Linked DNA regions of Homo sapiens: all the other regions are linked to region 2. The links are chromatin loops, found by intact Hi-C in ENCODE. Cell type or tissue: ovary. All regions are shown on one strand. Links, peaks and the distances in the headings refer to the core of each region. The heading gives the core; the rest is flanking DNA.

The links. A loop is a pair of places that touch in the nucleus more often than their neighbours do. Peaks named below come from ENCODE experiments on the same cell type or tissue, not always from the same donor. Only the 100,000 strongest peaks of a DNase experiment are listed, where the experiment ranks them.
Region 1: it touches region 2 in a loop (4-fold over the local background); 46 of 110 quality-filtered maps call a loop at or near these places.
Region 3: a loop joins it to region 2, with 3 times the contacts of the local background. A loop is called at or near these places in 63 of 110 quality-filtered maps.

What each region holds. Positions count from the first base shown.
Region 1 is chr5:172,939,019-172,945,528 of GRCh38, forward strand. The region is part of intron 9 of ERGIC1 (endoplasmic reticulum-golgi intermediate compartment 1); the gene reads left to right. Among named protein-coding and RNA genes, the nearest start is that of RPL26L1-AS1, 17 kb to the right of the region's middle. RefSeq lists a silencer at 4,339-4,510. In ovary, for the core only: no CTCF peak of the experiment used is centred there; a DNase peak (open chromatin) is centred at 4,416.
Region 2 is chr5:172,477,283-172,482,282 of GRCh38, forward strand. It overlaps LOC105377727 (a long non-coding RNA gene), which reads left to right and starts at 1,769. Exons shown (of 2, transcript XR_941225.3): 1 at 1,769-2,322. RefSeq lists enhancers at 1,801-2,422, 2,423-3,042. In ovary, for the core only: a CTCF peak has its summit at 1,898 (motif pointing right); a DNase peak (open chromatin) is centred at 1,869.
Region 3 is chr5:172,930,577-172,937,255 of GRCh38, forward strand. ERGIC1 (endoplasmic reticulum-golgi intermediate compartment 1) reads left to right here. Exons shown (of 10, transcript NM_001031711.3): 8 at 1,860-1,960; 9 at 4,612-4,734. Among named protein-coding and RNA genes, the nearest start is that of MIR10523, 19 kb to the left of the region's middle. RefSeq lists a silencer at 734-803 and an enhancer at 1,751-1,820. In ovary, for the core only: a CTCF peak has its summit at 2,007 (motif pointing left); a DNase peak (open chromatin) is centred at 1,975; H3K27ac peaks cover 801 bases.

The sequences.
Region 1 (6,510 bases), core at 1,511-6,510, 460 kb after region 2:
CGCCACTGCACTCGGGTCTGGGCGATAGAGTGAGACTCCATCTCAAAAAAAAAAAGAAAAAAGAAATCACTTGGCAAGTGGCTGAGAAATGAAGCAACTTCATTTATTCACTTAACATTTGCTAGAATTCACTATGTTCCGGCCCCCGTAGCAGGCACCAGGGTCAGCTGAATCATACGCAGTCCCTGCCTTGAAGGAGCCCCCTGCTGGAGGGGCAGATGAGTGAGCACAGGGAGCTGTGACCGGCTCTAGTGGAGATGTGCGCCAGACACTGCAGGCAAACAAGAGGGCGCCATCCCCTTTGTTTGGGAAGCTCTAAGAATAGAACCCTGTGATGGGCCTTGAGCTGAGGAGGAAGGGCCCGGGAAAGGGAATGCTATGCGCAGAGGCGCCCAGTATAACATGTCGTATGAAGTCCATGCCACCCCCTTTGGCAGGTGACAAACTCCCCAGTGAGCCGCTGACCTTCTGAGAGCAGGAGGCTCCAAGAAGCCACGGGGAAGACCCTTCCTTCGTCAGAGACCCAATGCCTCTATGACTCCTCCTTCTCTTCCTGTCCTTGGCCACCAGCCTGTCCTCCATTTCTGCCCCATCCACCTCTGCTCAAGCGTGGGCTGGCAAAGCCCTGGGCTTGTGGGCCACACTGCTGCAGGGAACCTCCTGACATCATTAGCCTGGTGGTTCTTCTGAAGGCCCTGTGCCACCACCTTGGTTGCCATGGTAACCGTGGGGTCAGCTCTGAAGGAGCCAGCCGGCCGGCTGTCCCTGGCAGATGGCGTCATTGTGGAGCTTCAAAGGCCCTTGTCACAGGGCAGCAGATGTGGGGATGACGCCAGCACTCAGACACACACGTACACACACGGCACAAAGATCCCTGGGAGCCCTCGGAGGGCGGGGTGGGGCCAGGATGGAAGTGGAGGCACCTGCTGTGGCTTCTCTTTCTCTCTTTTTAAAAATCAAACACTTGCGTGCAAAGCCCCTAAACGGCAAATGGGGGCCTCTGCAAATAGCTCCTTAGAGGGGCTGCAGATGAAGAGGGGCTTAGGTCGGGATGTCGTCATGTGGCGGCTGCGGGGCTGGGAGGCAGCTGTGGGTGGGCTGGAGGGAGGGAGGGTAGAGGCAGATGGGGCCTCCCAGATGCATTGCCAAGTGTTTAGTACCTGGCTGCTTCCAGGTTGCCCCCTCCAGGGTCTCATTGTCCCAAAAGGGCTTGTTTATCCCTAGCCTACAACAGTTTTTCCTCCTGGAAGTCTTTAGCCAGGCTTCTTGGAGCTTCTCTCTCTCGGCACGTGGGGCACCTTGCTCAGAGCGATGCTCTGTGCTATATTAGAACATTCCAGCGCCAAGGGAATAAACAGATTGTGTTTGACGACATGCAAGTAATCCCCTCCAAAGTGCTCCCCTCCCACACACACATTTGTCCTGTGCCACTTGCTGTAGCTCCCTTTTTGAGATTGAGATTGCCTTCAAGTGGGTTGTGGTGACAGACTGGAGGGCTTCAGAGGTGTCAGATCTCTTTCCTTGCATGGTTTATTTTATTTTGGAGGAACAGCCAGAAGTCACAAAGTGCCAGTTGGGCCAGTATGACCGGGATGGTTTTTGCCCACCAAGAAGTACCGGATGGCGATGACACCCTCCCATTGCGTGCTACTCAAAACCTGTCATTCTTGGAGAGTTGCGCAGCTCCCTTAACTCAAGTGGTGCTCAGGGCCCTTGGCCAGGGCTTAACCTGGGTATGAGGGAGAGTTGCTACAGGGAGCCTCACCCACAGACGTTCCTCTCTGCTGCCCTCTTTCATGCTTTCTAACCTGGGGACTAATCCCCCAGACTTTAGATTGCCCTGCATGGTTGTCAGGCCTGATGATGACCTCCGCGTCTGACTTACCTGTGTCCCCAGCATCCAGTGAAGGGCCTGACCTGGACACAGGTGCTCAGAAATGTGTAAGAGGCAGCTGCCTAAAGAAGTGATCATATTTTCAGCTGGGCGCGGTGGCTTACACCTGTAATTCCAGCACTTTGGGAGGCCAAGGTGGGCAGATCTCCTGAGGCTAAGAGTTCAAGACCAGCCTGGCCAACATGGCGAAACTTTGTCTCTACTAAAAATACAAAAAATAGCCAGGTAGCACGCCTGTAGTCCCAGCTACTGTGGAGGCTGAGGCAGTTGGAGGCTGAGACAGGAGATCTTGGCAGTAAGCCAAGATCGTGCCACTGCACTCCAGCTCTGTCTCAAAAAAGAAAAAAAAAAAGGTGATCATATTTTCCCTAGCCAGACAGGATGAGGGAAAAAAGTGATCATATAGCTACCCTTATTAAGCACCTACTATGTGCCAAGTAATTACATAGTTACCTCTTTTAGCCCCCCCAGCAACCTCTCAAGGTAGATGATTTTGTTCCTGTTTTATAAATGGATTAAACTGAGGCTCAGAGAGGTGAAAAAACTCATCCAAGATCTCACAGCCAGTAAATGGCAAGGCTCGGACCTGACCCCAGTGCCTGCCTCTGCAACATCCCCTACCCCCAGCACTGTCTCAGGAGCCTCTATCTTCCAAAACAAGGGCTGTCAGGGGTGTTGCAGCAACAAAGCCCCCAGAAGTCATAGAACTCTTGGTAGGACAGACATCAGGATCATTTGATACAGTGACTTTCATCCTGAGAATCAGGAAGAACTATTAGAGCAGGAAACAAAGTTTTATTGTGAATATGCATGGTGAAATCACAGCTTCACACAAACCATTAAAAAAGCCGACGTCCATCTAAGGCAGATTGGCTGATAGTTTGCAAGTTTTCCTGCCCATATCTAACACCTTTTGTTCACCTGTTTAGGCTTCTGCAAACATTTGCCAGAAACTAAGGCAGCAAGTGCTGGGGGCAGGGAAGAGGGCAGGGGCATTAAGAAGAATTGACAAGGCCGGGCGCAGTGGCTCACGCCTGTAATCCCAGCACTTTGGGAGGCCGAGGTGGGCGGATCACAAGGTCAGGAGTTTGAGACCAGCCTAACATGGTGAAACCCCGTCTCTACTAAAAATACAAAACTTAGCCAGGCGTGGTGGTGCACACCTTTAATCTCAACTACGTGGGACGCTGAGGCAGGAGAATCGCTTGAACCAGGAGGTTGCAGTGAGCCGAGATCGTGCCATTGCACTCTAGCCTGGGCGACAGAGCAAGACTCCGTCTCAAAAAATAATAATAATAAAAAATAAAAAAAAGAATTGACAAGAGACAAACTTCAAACTGAGAAGGTTCTACCCACTAAGATGATGTGAGTTGGAAAAATGACCATCTTGGCCCTGGGGTGGCAGGAGAGCCTTCCCAGCTCCCATATGCCGCCTCGGTTCTCTCCTCTCTGCCCCCGCTACCCTGCTCAGGGTTCCCTCGGTGTCTCTCTTCCCTGGACCACAAGCACCAGGGAAGCTCCACGAGCTCCAGGTTTAGTCATCTCTGGTCTCCAGATCCAGTGCATCAATGTGGGTAATAAATAGGTGTCAAACAATGAGCACATAGAAGGAGAGGTGTACACCTTGGTCCACCCCCAACCAAGAAGATTTCTGTTATTGGAGGGACAGAACAGAACCCATATTAGGAGCTTGGTGATTCAGGTCTGGAAATGTGCAAAACGCTTCAGTTCAGATCCTTCCGTGGTATTCCAAGCTGAACTAGATCTTCAAGAAGGTGTTCCAGAGACAGATTGCTCCAAACTGGGTCTGTACAGAGAGGGGCCTCCTGGCGCGTGCGTTCCCAGAGCAGGTTCGGAGGCGGAAGAGGAACGTGAGACCGAGTGGGCTCCATTTTGCACACCAGGCTGGTTTTTATAGTTGCAGAGCTTCTGACTTCCAACACTTTGCTGACGGGGACCCCTTAGGTCAGGATATTTGCTACGTAAACCTTAACAGAATTGAGAAGACAGATTCCCTGCATGGAAGCTATCTGTACATGAAGAGAGGGGCTAGGAAGAGTCTTCCGGCTGGGAATGAGGGCAGGTGGGCTAACAGAAAAAGCAGGCCCTTTGCAGCCTCCCAAACCTGGCTTCTAGTGATCCTTGCTTACTCGGTAGCCCTGTGACTGTGGACAAGTCATTCCCTCTCTGACCCTCTGTGTCCTTGTCTGTGAAATGAGGGTCACCTAGCAGTGGCAAGGATTGAATGAGAAAAGAGGAGAAGGTGCCATCTCAGACCCAGCACATAATAGGTGCTCAACCAAAGTGAGGTTCTTGCGAGGTGGGGTGGATGGGTATTTTGCAGCCCATAGGAATTGTAAAAATGTCAGCGGGAGGCCTCTCCCCAGGCCCCCGGAGCTCTGGAAGGCCTGATACCACACGCTCTCCTCCCCCACCCCCAGCCTTTCCAGGGCCCAGTCAACCACTTCCCTTCCCCGACTACACCCCCCACCTCTGCCTCCTCCACGACTTTGGTGTTCTCATCCCCGGCTCCAGCCTGTCTGCCGCTGCTGGAGCCTGATGAGACTCCAATTCATTATTTATTTCCTCATGCGGCGCCTCCTCCACACGCTTTTAAAGCAGTGCTGACTGAACGGGGAAAGTGACTGAACAGTTCCTGGGCACTTAGGGTACAGCAGGCAGCTGGACAGTGTCATCCCGGTCCCTGCAGTGGGCCCCATTCTACAGATGGGGCAACTGAGGCTCAGAGAGGTAAACTGGCTTTCCCAGCCAGGGCCACAGAGCTGGGATTGGACCGCAGGAGTGTTTACTCCAAAGCCCACAATCTCGCCTCCCACGGCGGTGTGTATGGTGCTTCTCCATTGCACGCTATGGGAGAGTAATGGGGAGGGGAGTAATGATGCACTGGGAAGGCGTTCGTGCTGGTGGAAAAACAGGCATTTAGTTCCCGCTCCAGTGCGGCTGGAACACATCCTTCTCATATTATAAGGAATTAAGAACCATAATGAAAATGTAAGGGAAACACACACGCACCCCTTTTAAAGGTAGACAAGCTGACTTCATTCTAGTCACAGTGGAAGGCCAAGAAGCTGACGGGACCCCTGGGAGGAAGTTGCTGGTGGGAACAGAGGGGCATTATCGGATGACGTCTGATGAATGCCACTTCCTGCACTGCCCTCAGACTCACTGGGGCCCAGGTATTGAATTGTCCTTGTTTTTGTTTCTGGAGCTGTGGCTGCTGCCCAGAGCAGTGGTGCATGCACTGGCCGAGGTGGCCCTCCCTGGCTCAGTGACCCTGCTCCCTCATCCCCGACGGGGAAGATCCCACCCTAGGTTGTCTCTGAGCCTTGAGGCCTGGTTGGGAGATACAAGAGCGTGGCAGTGGCAAGGGACCAAGCCACTCTCAGTCAATGCCACCACAGTCCTAGGGGGTGAGGATTAGTCTTCCTTTTTTTTTTTTTCTGAGACGGAGTTTCACTCTTGTTGCCCAGGCTGGTGTGCAGTGGCACGATCTTGGCTCACTGCAACCTCCACCTTCTGAGTTCAAGCAATTCTCCTGCCTCAGCCTCCTGAGTAGCTAGGATTACAGGCACCTGCCACCACGCTCAGCTAATTTTTGTATTTTTAGTAGAGACAGGGTTTCGCCTTGTTGGCCAGGCTGGTCTCGAACTCCCCACCTCAGGTGATCCACCCACCTCGGCCTCCCAAAGTGCTGGGATTACAGGCGTGAGCCGCCGCACCCGGCCAGTCTTCCCATTTTTAAAAGCCAGAAAACTGAGGCACTGGGAGCTAGGGTGGCACAAGAGCACATGGATGAGAGGAGTCCAAGCCAATTCTGCCAGCCTCCAAAGCCCAGGCCCTCTATGGCATCGCTTTCCAGGTGCAGGGTCTCCAGGCACAGCAACTTAGTGGAGAGGGGCACCTGCTGCCTGCCCCATCCAGGGTCTCCCCCTCCAGGCCCACCTTTTCATCAGCACTGCCTTCCCCACGCCCCCGGCTGACACCCCTGAGCGAGTCACCTTTGCCGCTGCCTTGGGTGTGGAACCCTGTGCCTTTCCTGAGTAGTCATTCATTCCCTCACTCTGGAACCCACCCATTGGCTCCTCATTCTTTCTCTCACTCCTTTATTTATTCAACAAACACGTCTTGTGCACCTCCCATGTGGTCAGTTGTGTCTGCTATCTTCTCTCCCTTGGGCATTCAGGAAAATGAGAGTTTTCCCAATAGGCTTGAGGTGGTGAGATTCAGGGAGCTCCCTCACTGGCCAAAGGATGGAACCCACCTCTGGCCTAAGGTGCTTTGCCCCACAAGGATGTTCTTCATCACAAACACATCTTGGCAACTGCCTGAGGGAACAGGACACCCTGTCTGGGCCTCAGCTACCTGTTCTGTTGAATGGGTTGCTGTGTAACTTCAGAGGGCCCTTAGAGTGCGTGGGCCCCCAGCGGCCACAAAGAATCTGCCTGCGGTGCTGGGACACTCTTGCGGTCCTGTTCCTGTATGACTCGTCTTGCCTTCTGCTAAAAGTGCCAGAGAGAGAATGGAAGTTGAGACCCAAAGGCGTGCTCTGGGGAATAAGTAATATTTTACTGATTTTTCTGGTTAAAGTGGGTCTC
Region 2 (5,000 bases), core at 1-5,000:
CCATAATTGGTTCAAAGATCATATCAGTAAATGCTAAAACCAATAGACAGATAGGTTGTTGGAGTATAGAATATTCACATGGTCTCAAAGAATTGTCCCATGCATGAGATCAATCACAATAGGTATAGGGTACAATGGAGTGGCCGGGCGGTCTGGTGGATGCCACCTACACCAAGCATGACAGCCACCAAGGTGCTCTGTTCAGCTCTCCCTTCAAGAGGACCCACTGTGGGAAGCACATTTGATGGACAGTTCAGTGGCCGTAACTTTTAACCCACCAGTGGTCTACTCTGCTGTCACACTTGACACAGCCACAACTGAACACAGTGGGAATACTAGAACCAGGCCATTCCTGCCCTATGTGGGATTCCTCTATCAGCGCCTTGACTTGGGAACTCCCTATCAGCCTGGCCAAGACATTCCCGGAATTCTGCTGCTGTCTGGCGCTCTTCCTCCCCAGTCCTTCCCTCTTGCTCTCCTTTCCTAGGTGTTAAATGTGCACAGCACCCAAACTCTCCCTGCTGCCTTCTGCTCCCTCTCTGTCCTACACAGGTGTTTCCACCAATACATCTCTTTCTCTTGCACATTGAATCCTATCTTGGCATCCACTTCCTGGAGGACCTGAACTGGCACACCACATGATCACACTTAGCATTGCCAGTAATTTCTGTCTGCCGGATCTGCCCCTTACATACACAGGCTCTGGCTTCTGTGTTGTGCTATGGAATAACTGAGTGACCTTGGCCAGAGCAGTAAACCCCTTGGAGCCTCAGTTTTCTTTTCTGTAAAATGGGGCTTCGTGGGGGTGATTGTGAGGATTAAATGAGATAGCATATGAAATGAGCCTGGCACACAGTAGGTGCTCATTAAACCTGCTATGATGTCACCTTGGGGCTATTGTCATTCCTCTAGGATCTTTTATCAGGAGTGGGTTACTTATCTTCCCTGTGTCTCATTTCTAAATCAGGATATGTATTGTACTTACTTTGCAGGGTTATTGTGAGGATTAATGAAAACCAGTGGTTTGGGTAATGCCCTCAGACACTGCATGCGTGGCACACAGTAAGCACTCAGTAAGTGTGGGCTGCTCTTATCATGAGGGCCATGCTATCTGCTGTCTTATCAGCTCAGGCTGCCGTAACAAAATACCATAGACTGCATGACTGGAACAACAGACATTTATTTCTCAAAGTTCTGGAGGCTAGAAATTCAAGTTGGAGGTGCTGGCCAATTCAGATCCTGGTGAGGACTCTCTTCCTGACGTGCAGACAGCCACCTTCTTACTGTGTCCTCACAAGATGGAGAATGAGAGGGAGCTCTCTGGTATCTTTTCTTATAAGGGTGTTAATTCCATCACAAGGGTGTTAATTCCTTGCCCTCATGATGTCGTCTAACCCTCATTACCTTCCAAAGGCCCATCTCCAAGTACCATCACATTGGGTGTTAGGGATTCAACATGAATTTTGGGGGGTCACCATTCAGTCCATAGAAGTGGGACACAGATGATGCTCAATAAATGTTATTTTCATTCTTTTCGTCTCTCCTTCTCCCTCTGGCAAATAAAGCCTGGACCCGGAGTTTGATTGTGGTTGTGCTATGGAATAACTGAGTGACCTTGGCCAGAGCAGTAAACCCCTTGGAGCCTCAGTTTTCTTTTCTGTAAAATGGGGCTTCGTGGGGGTGATTGTGAGGATTAAATGAGATAGCATATGAAATGAGCCTGGCACACAGTAGGTGCTCATTAAACCTGCTATGATGTCACCTTGGGGCTATTGTCATTCCTCTAGGATCTTTTATCAGGAGTCCTACATTCTTGACTCCTGCCAGATGGGGGCACTCACTGCCTTCTTATTCCTCGTGTGCTCAGTGGACGTCCCTGAGAAGCGGGCTGACTCGCCACCAGAGGGCTTTGTCACCGCCCTTCAAACGATCCTCAGGCACACAGACAGACAGACAGACAGAGGGAGTCCTGGATGAATGGCAAACCCTTCAGATTCTAATTTGTTTCTCAATCAGTTGCTTCCTCGTGTGAAATGAGGGGACAGACAGCTGATCTTTCTGAGCTGCCCATGGCTGGGACCACTGCCTCCATTCCCAACACCCTGCTGGGGACCCCGCCTTCCAAAGAACATGCCCCAGGCACACAGGTGAGCTCCCGCCATGCACTCCCCGTGAAAGGGAAGCCGTCTGGAGGCAGTGTGGCACCTGAAGACGCTGGAGCTGCTGCTGTCAGGGACACACGCCCTGCCCATTCATCTGCCTTCTGCGCCGGGAGCCCCCGCAGATGCGGAAGATGCAGGGAATGATTCAGCCCCAGCCTTAGTAAGTCAATTTCCACTCATTCACAACTTACGATGGTTTCACACAGGGTGCTGGATTGATGCTTCGTGTTACTCAGCAAGGCTTGCTTCTGCGAGAGGGAGGAGCAGTGGTGGTGGGGGGAACCCTTCCTCGGTGAGGCCTACTTGTCCAGCACAGTGCTCAGGGCCCTGCAAGAGTCCCAGCGGGAGAGTGACTTGCTCAAGGTCACACAGCTCAAGGGGCAAACTGGATTTGAACCCAGACTGTGGGGCTCCAGGGAACCATGGTGGGGTGCACCCCTCCCACCACCACCAGTCTTAGATTGGCAGCCTTTTGTGGAGCGTCCATGCTGTGCCCAGGCCTGTGCGGGAAGCCTCTGGAAGACGCAGGGAGAGTGGCCGGCCTTGTGGCAAGATAGGACACATGTATTGCTATTACTGTTTATTACCACCCTCTCTAACTCTGATCCTTAGAGAAAAAGAGGCACTGAAGAAAATGAGTAAAGAGGAGCAGAGTTTCTTTTTTCCTCCCAAGTGAATCATTGAAAGAAGTAAGTTTCCCTTCAATTTACATTTCAGTTTGGGCCTTTAAAAGCAGTTCTTTTTTTAGTTGTTTGACTAAATATATCTCTCAGTGAACATGTGCACCGATTTTTGGTTGTCTTGTAATTTTTTTCCTGATGACTGGTGTTATGGTTAGAGTCTGGGTTCTAGAGTCCTGTTGACCTGGGTATGAATTCGGGCTCCGTTGCCACATGAGCTGTGTGACTTTGGACAAATAACTTAACCTCTCTGAGACTCATATTCTCATCTGAAAAACAGGGAAATTAGAGTATCTTTCTTACATGTTCTTTGAAGAACTTTTTAAATATGCTTTTTTTTTTTTTTTTTAAAGATGAGATCTGGCTATGTTGCCCAGGCTGGAGTACAGCGGCTAATCACAGGCATGATCCTCATACACTGTAGCCTCGCACTCCTGGCTTCAAGTGATTCTCCTGCCTCAGCCTCCCAAGTAGCTGGGACTACAGGTGTGTACCACTGCACCTGGCTAATATACTCTTTATTTTTTTGGTGAGACAGAGTCTCACTCTGTCACTCAGGCTGGAGGGCTGTGGTGTGATCAAGCTCACTGCAGTCTCTGCCTCCCAGGCTCAAGCAATCCTCCGGTCCCAGCCTCCCAAGTAGCTGGGACTGCAGATGCGCACCACCATGCCTGGCTAATTTTATTTTTATTTTTATTTTTTTAGTAGAGACGAGGTCTTGCTATATTGCTCAGGCTGGTCTCAAACTCCTGAACTCAAGCAGTCCTCCCACCTCAGCCTCCCAAAGTGCTGAGATTACAGGCATAAGCCTCCACACCTGGCCTAATATACTTTTTATGATGAAAAATTTCAAAAACAAATAAAAACATAGAGAATAATATAATTTGAAGTCCAATGTACTGATCTTGCAGCTATGTCTTCAACTTCTGGCCACTCTTGTTTCATCAATTTTACTTGTAACTATTATAATATGTATCTCTAAAACAGGGGGCCCCAACCCTGGGGCCATGGACTGGTGTGGGTCTGTGGCCTGTTAGAAACCAGGCCGCATAGCAGGAGGTGAGCAGTGGGTAAGTGAGTGAGGGAAACTTCATCTGTATTTACAGTTGCTCCCCGTCGCTCACATTACCCTTGAACTCTGCCTCCTGTCAGAGCAGTGGCAACATTAGATTTGAATAGGAGCACAAAACCTATTGTGAGCTGCGCATGTGAGGGATCTGGGTTGCGGCTCCTTATAAGAATCTAATGCCTGATGATCTGTCACTGTCTCCCATCACCCCTAGATAGGACCGTCTAGTTGCAGGAAAACAAGCTCAGGGCTCCCACTACTCTACACGATGGTGAGTTGTGTAATTATTTCATTATACATTACAATGTAATAATAATAGAAATAAAGTGCACAATACATGTAATGTGCTTGAATCATCCCAAAACCATCCCCTGCTCTCCCCGCCCTGTCCATGGTTTTGGACCGTGTATTTTGTCTTCCACAAAACCAGTCCCTTGTGCCAAAAAGGTTGGGGATGGCTGCTCCACATGGTAAGGTTTTTCTTTTACAACATAACTGTTGTAATCAGGATTATAATTGTAATCCTGATGATCATTTGTGGAGGACTTACTGTGTGCTGAGCCACGCTTTTATAGCCCTTTGAGGTAACAGTGACTATCTTCATCTGTAGGTGAGAACAAAGAGGCACAGAGAGGTTGAGGATTTTTCCAGGTCACACAGCAGCAAGCAGTGGAGCTGGAGTTTGAAATGAAAGCCTGTCTGACTCCGGAGCCTGTGCCCTTTGTCTGTGTGTGCTATTATCATCAGCATTCTGTGTGGCTTGTCTGTTTCGATTATAAACTGTTCAAGGTTAGGGCCCCACCTTAGCTTTCTGTATTTTCACAATCTCCAGCTGTTCCATGATTGTCAGACTGATCATCATCATCATCATCATCATCATCATTGGTTTGCACGACCAGCAAGTGCTTGTTAAATACCTAGCTGGAGGACTGCACTCAGACCCTGTGCATGTAAAAGTCACAGTCTCTGCCCTCTAAGTTTCTTATATAATCTGCCAGAGATCAGTTTAGACATAACAGCAAGATGGGAAAACTGATGGGTATCTTCCTGCTGATGAGGCTGATTTCTTCTCTGTCTGAGTGGCCTCAG
Region 3 (6,679 bases), core at 1-5,000, 450 kb after region 2:
AAGTGATCCTCCCACCTCGGCCTCCCTAAGTGCTGGGATTACAGGCGTGAGCCACCACATCCGGCCTTGTACAAATTTTAACAAGAAATATTACAGGGGTGATTTTGATAAGGCATTCACTTTTTCATTCCTTCAAGTTTTTAACCTAGGGCAATGGGCGTTTGGACACCACTATCAAGCGTGGTCTTGGGCTCTTGTTTTAAAAATGCAAATTCTGAGCTCCACCCTTGACCCATTTGGCGGGATGCTCCTGGAAAGAGGTCCAGGTGTCTTTTTATTCCAAATGATTCGACTGCTTCTGACATCTGAGAACCATTACAGGGTTGAACAGAGGGATGTTGGAGTCTTCATGGACTGGGCTCTGCGGCTGCAGGACTTTTCTCGGGTTTTCAGAGGAACCTACTCAAAACAATTCAAGAAGCACTTCCTTTGCTTACTGAGATATGGCTTTGGCAGGAAGGGGCAGGGAGGGAGTGTCAGGGCAGTGAATGCTGTCTGCATTCCCAGCCTTCTTACAGAAGAGGACTGACTCGACTCTGCGACCAGGCTTAGAACCCACAGGCCTAAATTTCTGTGTTATTTTAGCTCTGTAGTCCGTGACCCGAGATTGTGGAAGGCCCATGAGCTTCCTGTAAGCATCCCAGAAGGCCCAGGAGAGTTCATACCTTTCCTGAGTGATATTTGGCAGCTCTGGGCCAGCATTCTATCAGCCCAGCATTGGATTCCAGTTACCTCACGCTTATCAGCAGCTGATTCATCTGTGCTTTCATTCATGCCCCTGTCCAATCATCCTTCCATCCGTTCATTCATTCAGTAAGCATTTGCCACGGTCCACTTGGTACCAGGCCCTGCACGGGGCTCTGGGGACACAGAGTTGAGTAAGGCTCCATCCCTGCCTTCAGCAGCTCCCCCATCCAGGAAGAACTGATCTGCCGTTGATTTCTTTCCCCATTCTCAGTTCATCAGTGCTTCATTGGTGCAGTTTTTCTGGTTGATAGGCTCTTTTCTTTTTAATACTGAAACCTAGTTTGTTTTAAAAGTAAAACTATTCAGACAATGTCAGAGGATGTACAATGAAATGGGATCTTTCTCAAATCCTGCCTTCCTCCCCAGAAGCTAAAGCTGCCCGTGGTTCCTTGGGCATCTTTCCAGATAATTCTCCTATATATTTACATGGATACAGAGTGTCTCCTCCTCCCCCAATCCATGGACACATGTGTATCCTGTCCCATGACTTGGTTCTTTTCCCTGTTGGAGAATAGCTGCTCCTAGCACCCACACTTTTTTTTTTTTTTTTTTTGAGACAGAGTCTTGCTCTATCGCCCAGGCTGGAGTGCAGTGGCATGACCTTAGCTCACTGCAACCTCCGCCTCCCAGGTTCAAGCGATTCTCCTGCCTCAGCCTCCTGAGTAGCTGGGATTACAGGCACCTGCCACCACGCCTGGCTAATTTTTGAATTTTTAGTAGAGACGGGGTTTCACCATCTTGGGCAGGCTGGTCTCGAACTCCTGACTGCAGATGATCCACCCACCTCGGCCTCCCAAAGTGCTGGGATTACAGGCGTGAGCCACCACGCCTGGCCAACACTCACTCTTTCATGGTTGCTCTATTGATGGACATTTGGGTTGTTTCCAGAATTTTAATGATGTGCACAGTGCAGGAGGAAAGATCCTGATGGATAGAGTCTCCCAATTCCCGGTATCCAAGGGGAGAAGATGAAGAGCAGTTGGTTGGTGGTAAAACTGGGGAATGAGCCCCCTGCCGTGCCCAGGGAATTTAGGCTTAGGATTGAAATGACATAGAGCTGTCAGCGGGCAGTGCCCGTCCCCCTGCTTCATTCTGCTGTGTCCTTCCCGCAGCCCTGGCCTCCCACGACTACATCCTGAAGATTGTGCCCACGGTTTATGAGGACAAGAGTGGCAAGCAGCGGTACTCCTACCAGTACACGGTGGCCAACAAGGTGCGCGGGCGGTGGCTGGGCCGAGCTGTGTGCGGCGGCGCCCTCTGCTGACGGAGAGCAGAGATGACAGGCGGCTGCACCGACGCACTTTCTTCTGATTCCTTTCTGGAGGCCTTTCCTGGGGGTTAGCTTGGGCCAGGCGCTGTCCCTGGGTAAAATTGAAAAGCCCAGTCCCTGCCATGTGGCAGTCTCAGAGTCAAGGAGAACAGATCTAACCAGGAGATAGGGTGTGATGCGTTTGACAAAGAGCAGGTAGTCTCTGTCCTACAAAGGTCCTGGGGTTGCAGGTCTCAAACAGCCCTGCATCTGGTCCGAGTCCTTCAGACACAGACCCCTGGGTGCTCAACACAGACAGACACTCCTGCTCTCAGGGCACAGGCACTTTACCCAAACTCATGAGGCTACTGAGTCACACCAAGATGGCTGTTGATTAATTTGCTGTTGATTGACAGGGGTGTCCCCAGGACCCCAACACTCAAAGTCATGGAGAAGACGCCAGGCCTTAGTGGGCAGCAGAGCATGGTCAGAGTCTGCAGAGTGGGATGACCCAGCAATTAGTGGTCTCAAGACAAGACAGCCTTGGGCTTCCCTGGGGGTATCCCACCAATGGGACATGAATACTTGAAACCTGTTGGTTGAAATGCCCCTGCTAGACCCTGGCGGATGGGTTTTTCCCACTTACCACCAGGACTGTCCTTTTTCTTCTGTTCCAAGGCTGCCCAAACCCCTTATAAGTGATACCTGTTTAGCTCAGTTAATTATAACAACAGTAGGAGGCATAGCTGTCACTCATTGAGTACTTCCTGGGGGCTAGACATGCTAAGCTCTCTTCTTCCGTCTTCTCAATCATCATGACAGCTCTGATGTTGAGACTGTTATTGAGCCCATTTTGTTGATTTGACCATTGAGGCACTGAGAGGTGGTTGTAGAGCTATAAAGTGGCTGAGTGGGGATTAGAACAGGTTTTCCTTGGGCTCCAGAGCCTGGCTTCTTGATCACCTCACGCCTCGGTCTGAGGAAGGGGCTGTGAGTCTGCCCACCTGCGAGCTGCTCTCTGTCCAATGACTTAGTCCCTCTGTTCTGACTCACCCTAAATTGATGTTCCCGGGAGCCCCTGTTTCTTTTATTCACTGTTTCACAGGGGGCATCTCATTGTAACCCTCACATGCTCATAGCAGCTAACAGATGGAAAAGCACAGATGCAAGCTCAGGACCACGCTGCAGTTCAAATTCCAGCTCAGTCATTCACTAGCTATTGACCCCGGACATGTCACATAGCCACTGTGTGCCTCAGTTTACTCATTCATAAAATGGAGATGATACTTTATAAGAGTGCTGTCACATGAGGCAATGTTTTCAAAAATGCCTAGCCCACCAAAAAAAAAAAGCCTTTAGGTAAGTGATACTGACTGCTGCTATTTTTCACTCTTTTTCTCTGTCCCTCAGCTCTGGGTTGTGACCCAGACAGTCATCCTGCCCCAGCAGCTCTCCTGGAGAAAGCTGGTCTTCCCTTGCACAAAGCTCCTTTTCCCAATGCTTTGGCAAGGCCCAGCAGCCAAATACAGCTTGCTTAGCTTCTCTATGGCTGCAGCCGCACTCTGCCCTGGGAGCAGGCAGCAGCGACCCAGCGGGAGGTCAGGGCTCAGTGTTACTTACCCCCGGAGTGGCCTGGGCTCCTCAGGCTCAGCATGTGGGGTTGGGGGTACCCCAGTGGTTCAATTTGGCCTCCAGTTGTTGCAGACTTTAGCACCTTGAAGTGCCCAAACTGGAGAGATCCCAGGGATCATCATCCCAGGCCCATCCGTGTTTAGATGGGGAAGCCAAGTCCCTGAGGGAGGGAGGGGCTGGCCCAAGGATGCACTGTTAGCTCAGCCTCGTAGTATCCTTAGTCCCTGCTGTGTGCATTCTCAGGAAGGTTGGTGGCAGGGCGGGGCCTTCTGGCTTTGCAGTTCAGTCTATTCCTCTGAAGAAGCTAGCCCACTCCCCACGTGGCATTTACACCCATCACACACACACACACACTGGGACTCCTGCTTATTCATCATGTGTGGCTCAGAATGTCCCCTCCCCAGTCTCCCAGATGCCGCCCGGGAGAATGGGTCATTCATTCATTCCCCTCAACTCTCCATGTTCCTCCATCCCACATGCATGATGTCACAGTGTTAGGGATATTCTTATGTCTTCCTCCTTCTGCAGACTGCGACTCCCTCTGGGTAAAGGGCAGGACTTGCTCACCTCGGGGTCCCCAGCAGCCAGCCATGGGCCACCACAGTGGAGGCGTTCAGCAAACCATTGTTGAATAAATGAATGGATTTCGCGTGGCCCAGAGGTTGAAGGAGGCAATAGCCAAAAATTGCACTTTTCCTTTTACAGCTCTGCTTTCTAATTTATTTTCTGATTCTGGTGCTGCTTGCAGCTCACTTGGTCAATTTCTAAACAACCAAGGGTATCAAAAATGCCCAGCTGTGCACGGCAGAGTTCAGGGCCTCCAGGGGAAGGGATGTGAGAGAGGGAGTGGGGGAGTCTGGCTTCGTGGGGCAGAGAGGGAGGAAAGCCCTTTCTGGAGGGTTGCTGGGGGGCCCTCTGCAATCCAGTCCCCGCCCCCCCTGAGACACAGTTTGTACTTCTGATTCTTATATCCTCTACCCCAGGAATACGTCGCCTACAGCCACACGGGCCGCATCATCCCTGCAATCTGGTTCCGCTACGACCTCAGCCCCATCACGGTCAAGTACACAGAGAGACGGCAGCCGCTGTACAGATTCATCACCACGGTGAGTGGCCTGGGGCAGTGGGTGGGGCCCTGAGCCAGCCACCCTGCGCCTGCTCTGGGCCCCTTTCCTTGGCACCCCTCACCTGTTCTCGCTGAAACAGGAGGCAGCCTGCAGGGCTAGGGGCTCTGGCTGGGCACAGGAGGCTTCGACCCCAAGGATGCTGAGAAATGTTGTCAGAAACACATCAGTATCGATGACGTTTTGTCTAGAAAGTATTTTCCAGAGGGGAATGCCCTGAAATCCATTTAATTCCTGAAGCAAATCTCCATATGGTTCCACTAGATGTTTAGGATTTTCTCCAGCTTTTTATTGTTATGGAAATTATTCTTAGCAGAGTTTATCCTTTAATGTGTAAATTTTGCACCAAAGATTGAACTCATTTTTTTTTCCAGGTCTAATTTCCAGTTATAGCTGCTGATAGGGTCCGATTTTTCCCTTTCCTTCCTCTCTGTTCTCTCTTTTTTGCCATGGTCTCTACCACATCCAGTTTTCTCTAGGGCAGATTCAAGCTGATGTTAGTTTTCCTTTATGCTGATTATTTCTATCATGTCTACTGTTTCCTGGCCTCCCATTCAGAAGGTCCTTAGGGTCAGAACAGGAGGGTCAGGGTGCCCTTCTTCACCCAAGAGGCCCAGGAGGTACTGAAGAAGCCAGAGTTAGCTGAGGTGGAAGAGACAGGGTGGCTATCCCTACTTCACAGATTTGGAAACTGAGACCTAAAGATAAATATGGCATTGGGAGGCCCTTATGCTTCTGTACTTCTTCATGCTTGTAATGATGGTTCAAGATCAAGGGCCTTGGCTCTTTCATTTCCCGCAATAACTAGGTCAGTATTAGTCAGGACTCTGTTACCGAAGATCCAGAACCAGACCTTGAGCTGGCCTGAGGAGTAGAAGGCCTCAGGCATGGCTGGATCCAGCCTCCAACATTGCCAGGAGTAGGTCTCTATCTTCGGATCTGCTTTCCGCTACACTGGCTTCATCTTCAAGTAGAATTTACCAGTAGAAATGGCCTCTTTCTCAGTCATTCTAACCAAGTCCTAGATAGGACAGAGCTCTCACTGGCCCAGCTCAGGCCTCATGCCATCCTTGTGGCCTGGGAAATCAAATGCTCTGGTTGGCCAGGCTTAGGCCCTGTACCCTCTCTGGTGTCAACCCCATCCAAACCGCAGGGACACAGATTGTGAGGAATGAGGTTTCTCAAGAGAAAAGGCAGGGGCCAGCTACTGGAAGAGGAAAGAGTGGGTGCCAGGAGGCAGAACAGTGGGATGTTGTGACAGGGTCTCTGCCTTCTCATCTGTGAAGTAAGAACGATCATCTCTGTTCCTGCCACCTCCCAGGGCCTTGTGGGACTCAGAGGAGATTGTGAAAGGAGAAGCTGTTTGCAGATGTGAAAAGCCAAGTAGGACGGGGCACAGTGGCTCACACTTGTAGTCCCAGCAGTTTGGGAGGCTGAGGCGGGAGGATCGCTTGAGGCCAGGAGTTTGAAACCAGCCTGGGCAACATTGTGAAGGCTTGTCTCTAAGAATCTTCTTAAATTAGCTGGATACGGTGGTATATGCACCTGTAGTCCCAGCTACTTAGGAGGCTGAGGTGAGAGGATCACTTGAGCCCAGGATTTTAAGGTTAGAGTGAGTCATGATCGTGCCACTTCACTCTAGCCTGGGCAACAGAGCGAGACCCTTTCTCTAAAAAACAAAAATCCCCAGAAAACAGACAGAGAGATACAAAGGGTGTCATAAGTCTGGTGCTTACATGAGCCTCAGAACAGTTTTTTGCTGTTCTCTTTGACCACATAAAAGTTAGAAACTCCTGTTCAACAAACGGCACATAACATAAAGCAAAAATCTCACACGCAGCCTGGGAAAAGATACTTGCCATCCAAATGGGAAAGGGGTAGCCTTCAGAATTCATATGTAAAGAACTCCTACAGATCAGTAAGAAAA